Regions from separate parts of the Homo sapiens genome. Here region 2 is linked to region 1. The links are chromatin contacts, found by Hi-C or POLR2A ChIA-PET in ENCODE. All regions are on one chromosome and are shown on one strand. The core of a region is the stretch at or near the end of the contact, and the rest is flanking DNA. Distances in the headings are between cores, read along the strand shown. Region 1 has its middle 21 kb from the start of CUX1. Region 2 overlaps CUX1 (cut like homeobox 1).

Region 1 (5,032 bases), core at 957-3,456:
CTGGGACTACAGGTGCATGCCCAGCTATTAAAAAAAAAACAAAAAAAAAAACCTTTTTTTTTTTTTTTGAGACAGAGTCTTGCTCTGTTGTCCAGCCTGGAGTGCAATGGCTCGATCTTGGCTCACTGCAACCTCTGTCTGCCGGGTTCAAGCAATCCTTCTGCCTCAGCCTCCCGAGTAGCTGGGACTACAGGCAAGCACCACCATGCCAATCTAGTTTTTTATATTTTTAGTACAGATGGGGTTTCACCATGCTGGCCAGGCTGGTCTCGAACTCCTGACCTCAAGTGATCTGCCTGCCTCGGCCTCCCAAAGTGCTGGGATTACAGGCGTGAGCCACCGTGGCCAACCAAAAACAATCTTTATAGTGATGGGGTCTTGCTATATTGCCCAAGCTGGCCTCAAACTCCTGGACTCAAGCAATCCTCCCAAAGTGTTGGGATTACAGGCGTAAGCCACCACAGCCAGCCTCCTAGTCCCTTCTTAACTTCTCTTAAATCGTCCCTGTTTGATTCTGTTTCCTGCTAGTCCCCTGACGGATACAGCAGGAATTAAAAAATATATATTTAACTTGTACATAAGTGAATGGAAATGAATAAAGAAAACATGTACACAACTTAGCAAAGTAGGATTCAGTTGGGAGCTGGTTCACTTTTCCCTGTTGTTAGTATGCATAATACCACACTTTTCTTTCTTTCTTTTTTTTTTTTTTTTTTGAGACAGCGTCTCGCTTCATCGCCCAGGCTGGAGTGCAGTGCAGTGGCGTGATCTCAGCTCACTGCTACCTCCACCTCCCGGGCTCAAGCAATTCTCTTGCCTCAGCCTCCTGAGTAGCTGGACTACAGGTGCGCCACCACGCCTGGCTGATTTTTTGCATTTTAGTTGAGACGTGATTTCATCATGTTGCCCAGGGTGGTCTTGAACTCCTGAGCTCAGGCGATCCACCCCCCTCGGCCTCTCAAAGTGCTAGGATTACAGGCATGAACCACCACACCCAGCCTAGTATGCATAATACCATAATTTTTTTAAAAAATTTTAAGTTCTGGGATACATGTGCAGAAAGTGCAGGTTTGCTATATAGGTATACATGTGCCATGGTGGTTTGCTGCACCTATCGACCTGTCATCTAGGTTTTAAGCCCCGCATGCATTAGACATCTGTCCTAATGTTCTCTCTCTCCTTGCCCCCCCACCCCCCAACAGGCCCCGGTGTGTGATGTTCCCCTCCCTGTGTCCATGTGTTCTCATTGTTCAACTCCCACTTATGAGGGAGAACATGCGGTGTTTGGTTTTCTGTTCCCGTGTTAGTTTGCTGAGAATGACGGCTTCCAGCTTCATCCATGTCCCTGCAAAGGACATTAACTCATTCTTTCTTTCTTTATTTTTTTTTTGAGATGGAGTTTCTCTCTTGTTGCCCAGGCTGGAGTGCAGTGGTGCCATCTCGGCTCACTGCAACCTCTGCCTCCGAGGTTCAAGTGATTCTCCTGCCTCAGCCTCCCAAGTAGCTGGGATTAATTACATGCATGCACCACTATGCCTGGCTAATTTTGTATTTTTAGTGGAGGCGAGGTTTTAGCATGTTGGTCAGGCTGGTGTCAAACTCCTGACCTCAGGTGATCCACCTGCCTCAGCCTCCCAGAGTGCTGGGATTACAGGGGTGAGCCACTGTGCCCGGCCAAACTCATTCTTTTTTATGGCTGCATAGTATTCCATGGTGGCGTAATACCATAATTCTAATGCATCCCTGATTTAGTTCTTTTTCTGCTAACCTCTAAACACAGGGAGGCAGGCACCAAGCCTGTCTTCCTCCTTTCTCATTCTTTTGACTTCAGGGCCAGGCTGTGTCAATAAAGATGTGTAGAATGAATGAAGGCATTCCTGGCTGATTGTATGCAATGACAACATCTCTTGCTGGGTCTGAGGCCGAAGTCCTTTGCTGTTCTGATCTGAGAGCATTTAGCTCTGAGGATCAAGTGAGAAGCCTCAAAGGCCATGTGCTCAAAGCGTAGAACAGTCTGACCCCTGTTTCCTGCAACAGACAGGGGCGAGTTAAAGGTGATACACTCTCTTGCAAACGGCTCACGGGGTGTCCTGGGAACTCTCATGGGGAGACGTGGAGTTTCTGGTGTGGGTGAAGATTGGGAAAGACATTTGCAAAGTGAGGACCAACAGAGGCCGAGGGCTGGAAAGAACAGGCTTTCATCATTGTCAGGGAACTGTGACAGAGAGAAGCAAGCCCAGGAAACGAGTTGGGTAACCTTCAGCTTCTCCATTACTTTTTTTTTTTTTCTTTGAGACAGAGTCTCGCTCTGTCACCCAGGCTGGAGTGCAGTGGCGCGATCTCGGCTCACTGCGAGCTCCACCTCTCGGGTTCACGCCATTCTCCTGCCTCGGCCTCCTGAGCAGCTGGGACTACAAGTGTCTGCCACACACCTGGCTAATTTTTGTGTATTTTTGGTAGAGACGGGGTTTCACCGTGTTAGCCAGGATGGCTTTTTTTTTTTTTTTTTTTTTTGAGATGGAGTCTCGCTCTGTCACCAGGCTGGAGTGCAGTGGCACAATCTCAGCTCACTGCAACCTCCGCCTCCTGGGTTCAAGAGATTCTCCTGCCTCAGCCTCCCAAGTAGCTGGGATTACAGATGCCCGCCACCACGCCCGGCCAATTTTTCTATTTTTAGTAGAGAGGGGTTTCACCATGTTGGCCAGGGTGGTCTCGAACTCCTGATCTCATAATCCGCCTGCCTCGGCCTCCCAATCTGCATTACTTTTATTAATAACACTTAGCCTTGAAGCATGGATCTGGAGACAGGCATGTGAAGGCATCCAGTTTGCAGAAAGAACTTGGTCAAGTTTGACTTCAACAATTTCTCTTGGAGGAAAAAAAAAAAGCAGCAGCTCTGAACTCCAGTGGGATTTCCTGCACCTTAAATCTTGGGCATCGAGATCGCCTGGGTATGGTCATCACTAAAAGGACAATGGTAGGGTATTGGAAGTAAGTAGCATAGGCCAGATGGGGTGACTAATGCCTGTAATCCCAGCACTTTGGGAGGCCAAGGCTGGTGGATCACCTGAGGTCAGGAGTTCAAGAGCAACCTGGGCAACATGATGAAACCCCATCTCTACTAAAAATACAAAAATTAGCTGGGCATGGTGGCGGGCACCCGTAATCCCAGCTACGTAGGAGGTTGAGGTATTGCTTGAACTGGGAGGTAGAGGTTGCAGTGAGCCGAGATCACGCCATTGCACTCCAACCTGGGTGACAAGAGCAAAACTCTGTCTCAAAATAAATAAACATATAAATAATAAAATGTCTGCTATAGTGTTTGGCACAGAATAGATGCTCAAATTTTGGGGAGCTAGGACTTATCATTCTGGTTCCACTTTGGTATCATTAGTCTGCTCATGGTGTGTTTAGGCCACCTCAAGTCCTCTGGCCAGACTCTTAAAGGAGGCCAGCCTCCATGGGCTCACACCTTGGTGAAGGCGGCATCCCCCACCAGGCATAGGTAAGTATGGACTTCTCCTCCAGGCTAGGCTGTGCTGTGCTAGGCCAGGCAACCCTGACATGCGTGGTATTAGGTGGGGCCGGAAAAAAGGGGCTTAAGAAGGTGATGCAGGGCTGGGTGCAATGTAATCCCAGCACTTTGGGAGGCCGAGGCAGAAGGATCACAGGGTCAAGAGATCGAGACCATCCTGGCCAACATGGTGAAACCCCATGTCTACTAAAAATACAAAAATTAGCTGGGTGTGGTGGCATGTGCCTGTAGTCCCAGCTACTCGGGAGGCTGAGGCAGGAGAATTGCTTGAACTTGGGAGGTGGAGGTTGCAGTGAGCTGAGATCACGCCATTGCATTCCAGCCTGGGTGACAGAGTGAGACTCCGTCTCAAAAAAAAACAAAAAATGATGATACAGAAATCAGGTCCGTAAAGCCCAGTTTCTGCCTTGGGCAGCTTCTAGGTCATGGATGGTGGAGAGATGATAGAAGTGGACACCACGTGACTGGACCCTCACTGTGCATCAGAAAGAGGGAAAGATTGGGAACGACAGCCCAGACCCTTCTGCTTTTCTTTTTTTCTTTTTTTAGATGGAGTCTTGCTCTGTCGCCCAGGCTGGAGTGCAGTGGCGCAATCTCGGCTCACTGCAAGCTCCACCTCCCGGGTTCACACCATTCTCCTGCCTCAGTCTCCTGAGTAGCTGGGACTACAGGCACCCGCCACCACGCCCGGCTAATTTTTTGTATTTTTAGTAGAGACGGGGTTTCGCTGTGTTAGCCAGGATGGTCTCAATCTCCTGACCTCATGATCCGCCCACCTCAGCCTCCCAAAGTGCTGGGATTACAGGCGTGAGCCACTGCACCTGGCCTTCTTTTTCTTTTTTAGAGAAAAAGGTCTTGCTTTGTTGCCCAGGCTGGAGTGCAGTGGTGCGACCATAACTCACTGTACCCTCAAACTCCTGGGCTCAAGGGATCCTCCCATCTCAGCCTCCCAAGTAGCTGGGACTACAGGCACATGCCACCACTCCTGGATAAATTTTTTTTTTTTTAATAGAGATGAGGTCTCACTATGTTGCCTGGGCTTGTTTCAAACTCCTGGCCTCAAGTGATCTGCGGCCTCCCAGAGCACTAGGATTATGGGTGTGAGCCACCGCTCCCAACCTGCTTCTGCTTTTCATTTCCCTTCATTCCCTCCCCCTTGGGTTCTATACTCTCAAGTTCACAGGATCTAGGGACCAAGTCACCCAGTGGCCATTCTCCAGGGCCACCTGGGTGAGCCTCCTGAAATGCTTACCTCTGGCATCTCTCCTTTTTTCCCTTTTTTGAAGACAGTCTCCCTCTGTTGCCCAGGCTGGAGTGCAGTGGTGCAATCTCAACTCACTGCAACCTCCGCCTCCCAGGTTCGAGCGATTCTCCGGCCTCAGCCTCCCGAGTAGCTGGGATTACAGGTGTGCACCACCATACCCAGCTAATTTTTGTATTTTTAGTAGAGACAGGGTCTTGCCATGTTGGCCAGGCTGGTCTCAAACTCCTGGCCTC
Region 2 (5,032 bases), core at 1,390-3,889, 190 kb before region 1:
TGAATGAAAAAATAGCAGTCGCGCAGAGTGCCAGGCACTTTGCTTTATTCCTGCATCAGCAGCTCCGACATACTATGAAATGAAAAGGTAAGTGCTCCCCTGGGAGGCCTGAGCCACCCCCAGAGGATCCTGCATACTCCCACCCCCCATCAGAGCAGCTGCAGCTCTCTCTGACTCCATTTCTCTGATGGTGCGGCTGCTGGAGGCCTGTGGCCATCTCCAGCACGCCTTGTTATCTTATTTATTTATTTATTTATTTATTTTTGAGACGGAGTCACACTCTGTCACCCAGGCTGGAGTGCAATGGTGCAACCTCGGCTCACTGCAACCTCTACCTCCCGGGTTCAAGCGATTCTCCTGCCTCAGCCTCACGAGTAACTAGGATTACTGGTACCCACCACACACCCGGCTAACTTTTGTATTTTTTAGTAGAGACGGGGTTTTGCCATGTTGGTCAGGCTGGTCTTGAACTCCTGACCTAAGGTGATCCTCCTGCTTTGGCCTCTCAAAGTGCTGGGATTACAGGCATGAACCACAACGCCTGGCCCAAGCCCTTCTTTTTATAAAGGCAAAGAGTGGACCCTCCCGCCCAGGCCACCTAGTCGGCCACCCAGAGCTAGGCATGACCAGCAGCAGAATGACCAGGGCCCCCTCGGGGTGGCCAGAGGCTCCCTAAGTCTGGAGACTGTGTCACAGACGTATTATTCCCTATTGCAAATGGAACTAGATTGTTGTCTAATAGCAGGTAATTACCATGAACAACAATAAAAAAACTCCAAATAATCCGGCGGGGCGGGGGTTGGAGGGGGGCGGCGGGGGCGGAAATCAAAGCTCTGGTGGCCTCACACCCCAAATTGCACCCCTGCTAACAGTATGGCACATCATCTTCCAGAAGCCACCACAATGGCCAGACTTCTGCTCACTGGTACCTGAGCTTCTCTAACCAAACTGAAATAAGATCTAAATCAGTATCACCCTCTGGGTAATACGGCTGATTGGGAAGGATGTTTTTCTTTATCTTACAAACATGTACTGACCCCTCCCCCACCCAACTTGCTGGGCATGGGGCACGTAGGGTGTGGCCCAGGACTTGGGAGCTCCATCACCCACGGGTGGGCATCTGTGGTGAGGTAACAGTCTCGTTAGCTGACACCTCCCTTCTATGCACACCAGTCTCCCCAATCAAAAAAGAAACAGAGTGGAGTTTAAGTTGGCCACTTTCAACCTTTTTTTGTAGTTTTAACTGCAGAAGGCCATTTTCAAATAAAATTTTACAGGGATGCACAATACTGCTGAGCAGGTAAAAACAGGGTCGCACTGGTTGAAGATGGGAGGGGGTGGGTTTTAGGTTGCCCCCCAACCCCGTCCCACTTTCCCCTGTGCTTTAAGGAGCTCAGTAGGAAAGCTCTGGCTAGAAGAAGTGCACCCCCCTCCAAGCCTCTTTCTACCCTGACTTTCTGTGACTGTAGCCACACTTACCTGATTATACAGTCCACAACTCTAAGATGTGACCTTGGCCACTTGGCCCATGTAAACAAAGTCTAGATTAACCTACTGATACATATTTTTGAAACGGAATCTCACTATGTTGCCCAAGTTGGTCTCGGACTCCTGGGCTCAAGAGATGCTCCTGCCTCCCCCAAGGAGCTGGGACTCCAGGCATGTGCCACCATGCCCTGCTAATTTTTTATTTTTTGTAGAGATGAGGTCTTGCTATGTTGCCCAGACTGGTCTTGAACTCCTGAACTCAAGTGATCCTCCAGCCTCCTGAGTGGCTGGGACTATAGGTGTGTGCATGGTGCCTGGCTACTAACTGATTTTTTTTTTTTTTTTTTTGAGATGAAGTCTCACTCTGTTCCCCAGGCTGAAGTGCAGTGGCGCGATCTCAGCTCACTGCAACCTCTGCCTCCCGGGTTCAAGTGATTCTCCTGCCTCAGCCTCCCGAGTAGCTGGGATTACAGGTGCACACCACCACGTCCAGCTAATTTTGGTATTTTTAGTAGAGACAGGGTTTGGCCATATTGGCCAGGTGGGTCTGGAACTCCTGACCTCAAGTGATCCACCCCCCTCGGTCACCCAAAGTGCTGTGATTACAGGCATGAGCCACCACACCCGGCCCCAACTGATATTTTTAAAAGAAGCAGACATCACAGAAATAAAAATCCAATACATAGGCTAGATGGCTATGAATTCTAGCGGAAGTTGGTCAACAAAACAGAGACATGACTTGAATCCCATAAAGATACACACACACATCTGCTACGCGCCCTGGCTTCTCTTGCCCACATTTTAGCTGGTGTCCCAGAACTCATCCGCTATGCTGCCCACGACGGTGGTGGTGTAGGGGGACCTACAAAGCTTCGTTTCAAACACTGCTTGTGTTTTGACAGCCTTTTTCTTTTTTACGGTATTTTTAAAGAAGTGAAACTAGAAGTACTGGATCTCATAAGCCACCCGGGGGAAGCGTTCCCCTTCTGAACCTGTGGGTGCGGGGCTAGGGACAGATGCTGCCTCAGTAGCAGCACCTAGCTGACCTGACAAGCCACCTGTATCTATGGGCGCTGGTTCAAATCCCAGGGGAGGTTTAAAAAGCGTTGATGAGACTCCGTAAAGATGCGGAAATACATATCTGAGAGGAAAAGAGCATTTCAAAACCCTCCTGTGGCTTTTATCCTATGGCACTTTACCCCCAGGGACCTGAGCGGCGCTGTGAGTTGCAGGTGCAAAGGGCTCAGAGCCAGGGGAGAATCACAGAAGACACAGAGCCCAGCAGTCCTCCCTGACCACGGAAGGGGATGTAGGAGAACCCTGGGCTCATGGCACTGACATTTAGCAGCCACTGTATGTTTTGGTCTTGTCTCAAGAGTGTTTTCCCCATTTATCCCATGTACTTTTTTGTTTTAAAGAGATGGGGTCTGGGCCAGGCGCGGTGACTCACACCTGTAATCCCAGCACTTTGGGAGGCCGAGGTGGGAGCGTCACTTGAAGTCAGGAGTTCACGATCAGCCTGGCCAACATGGTGAAACCCCATCTCTACTAAAAATACAGAAATTAGCCAGACATGGTGGTGGGCACTTGTAATCCCAGCTACTTGGGAGGCTGAGGCAGGAGAATCGCTTGAACCCAGGAGGCGGAGGTTGCAGTGAACCAAGATCTCACCACTGCACTCCAGCCTGGGTGAGATTCCATCTCAAAAAAACAAAACAAACAAACAAACAAACAAACAAACAAAAGAGATGGGGTCTGGCTCTGTTGCCCAGTCTGGAATGCAGTGGCACAATCATAGCTCACTACTGCCTTGAACTCCAGGGCTCAAGCAATCCTTTTGCCTCAGCTTCCCAAATAACTTCATCTACGGGGACTACCACGCCCAGCTAATTTAAACCTTTTTTTTTTCCTTAAGAGATGGGGTCTTACCATGTTGTCCAGGCTGGTCTCAAAATCCCGGGTTCAAGAGATCATCTTGCCTCTGCCTCTCAAGTAGCTGGAATTACAGGTGTGAGCCACTGCACCCGCCCATGCCTCTTATTTGCATGCAGATGCTATTCTGACATGAAACCTTTCACTCAAATATTTCTCTACAATGGAGTCTCTCCACAGTCGGGCCATGGCTCCACTGTGGTGAGGCTATCAATTCATTTAAAGTGGTTTCCCACAGCAAAAGCTGCACCTGCGTGCAAGCGATGCCCACACCGAGCGTGTACGGACAGACTTTGAGTGTCTTCTATCAGGCGGGTTCCTGCTCCAGGCCCACCTTGTCCATGAGGCTAACCCAGGGCTGACCTTAGCATGTGCCCACTCTTCTGTACACCCAGAATCCAAGGGGTGGGAAGGACGGGGGTAGGAGCAGGAAATAAGTGTGTGGCCCAGCTGGAGGAGATGGTGTTGGGGTCAGAACACCTGTACCACCTTCAAAATTCCCCCAAACTCCCTGCAAAAGCCCCGGTGAGAATCTCACCAGTCTCAGCTTCCATCCAATGACAGGGCTGAGCTCTCCACCTCCATGGTGTCTTCGAGCTCTTAAATGCCAGGGCCTTACATTAAAATTCACACCAGAGCACAGTGAAGCAACAGAACGCTCCACTCGGGTTTGAATTTGGGCTCCGGGACCTTCCATGGGGGCTTACAGACTTTCCTAACATTTCCCATCTGAGAAATCCAGGGATTATTAACCTACCCCAGCAGGATGCTAGAGGCTGAGATGAAATCACGGCTGGCCAGTGCGGCACGCCGAGCCTCGGCACACGGTCAGCCACGCCTGCTATTTCGATTGTTATCACTGGTCGGCGCAGACATCGTTCCAGGCGAGGTGCCATTGGGGACACGTGGAACCAGATACCACCTGAGGTCTCCGGTTCTGCAGCTGGGTGGAGGACGGAGGCCTGCATGCTACAGAGTCGGGCAGGATGAGGTGACGTCGGTGCTGGGGGAATAGGAAGGAAGGGGGCTGAGGGCTGGGAAGGTTCATGGAGGGGCAGGCCCCTGAGCCGAGCCTTGGAGGAGGAGCAGAATCTGATGGAATGAGGAAGCCTTGCTTCCAGTAGGAAATCTGAGTGTCCTTCCCCTACAAATATTATTATTATTATTATTATTTTTTTTTTGAGACAGGATCTCACCCTGTTTCCCAGGCTGGAATGGCACGATTATAGCTTACTGCAGCCTCAACCTCCAGGACTGAAGCAATCCTCCTGCCTTGGCCTTCCGAGTAGCTGGGACCACAGGTGCATGCCACCACACTTGGCTAAATTTTATTTTTTTGTAGAGATGGAATCTCATTATGCTGCCGAGGCTGGCTCAAACTCCTGGCCTCAAGCAATCCTCCTGTCTTGGCCTCCCAAAGTGCTGAGATAACAGGTATGAACCACCGCGCCCAGCCCCTGGTATCCCGACGCAGGACTCTGTCGCAAGGAACCTGGGAGGCCACATCAAGGTATGGAGGCCTCTTTCCAAATGCCTGGAAAGCTGGAAGATCCCTGAGGACAATGGTGACAGGAGAGGCGAGGACATACCCCAGAGAAGGCAGAGGTGGAAA

Evidence for each region. Hi-C counts contacts between places; a loop is a spot of excess contacts on that map. ChIA-PET counts read pairs that join two places held with the same protein, here RNA polymerase II (POLR2A).
Region 2: a loop to region 1 is called in a map of OCI-LY7, with 3 times the contacts of the local background. The contact joins two enhancer-like sites. A Hi-C loop is called at or near these places in 1 of 168 maps with a recorded cell type or tissue (OCI-LY7). POLR2A ChIA-PET finds 5 or more read pairs at or near these places in 1 of 52 experiments (OCI-LY7).

What each region holds. Positions count from the first base shown.
Region 1 is chr7:101,794,150-101,799,181 of GRCh38, reverse strand. No RefSeq gene overlaps it. Among named protein-coding and RNA genes, the nearest start is that of CUX1, 21 kb to the left of the region's middle. Within about 2 kb of position 2,206, at least 2 of the 41 ENCODE cell types and tissues checked have a DNase peak (open chromatin) inside an H3K27ac peak, as active enhancers do; they include OCI-LY7, where a contact is called at or near this core.
Region 2 is chr7:101,988,563-101,993,594 of GRCh38, reverse strand. All of the region lies in intron 2 of CUX1 (cut like homeobox 1), which reads right to left. Among named protein-coding and RNA genes, the nearest start is that of CUX1, 170 kb to the right of the region's middle. RefSeq lists enhancers at 2,309-2,368, 3,908-3,957, 3,853-4,662. Within about 2 kb of position 2,639, at least 5 of the 41 ENCODE cell types and tissues checked have a DNase peak (open chromatin) inside an H3K27ac peak, as active enhancers do; they include OCI-LY7, where a contact is called at or near this core.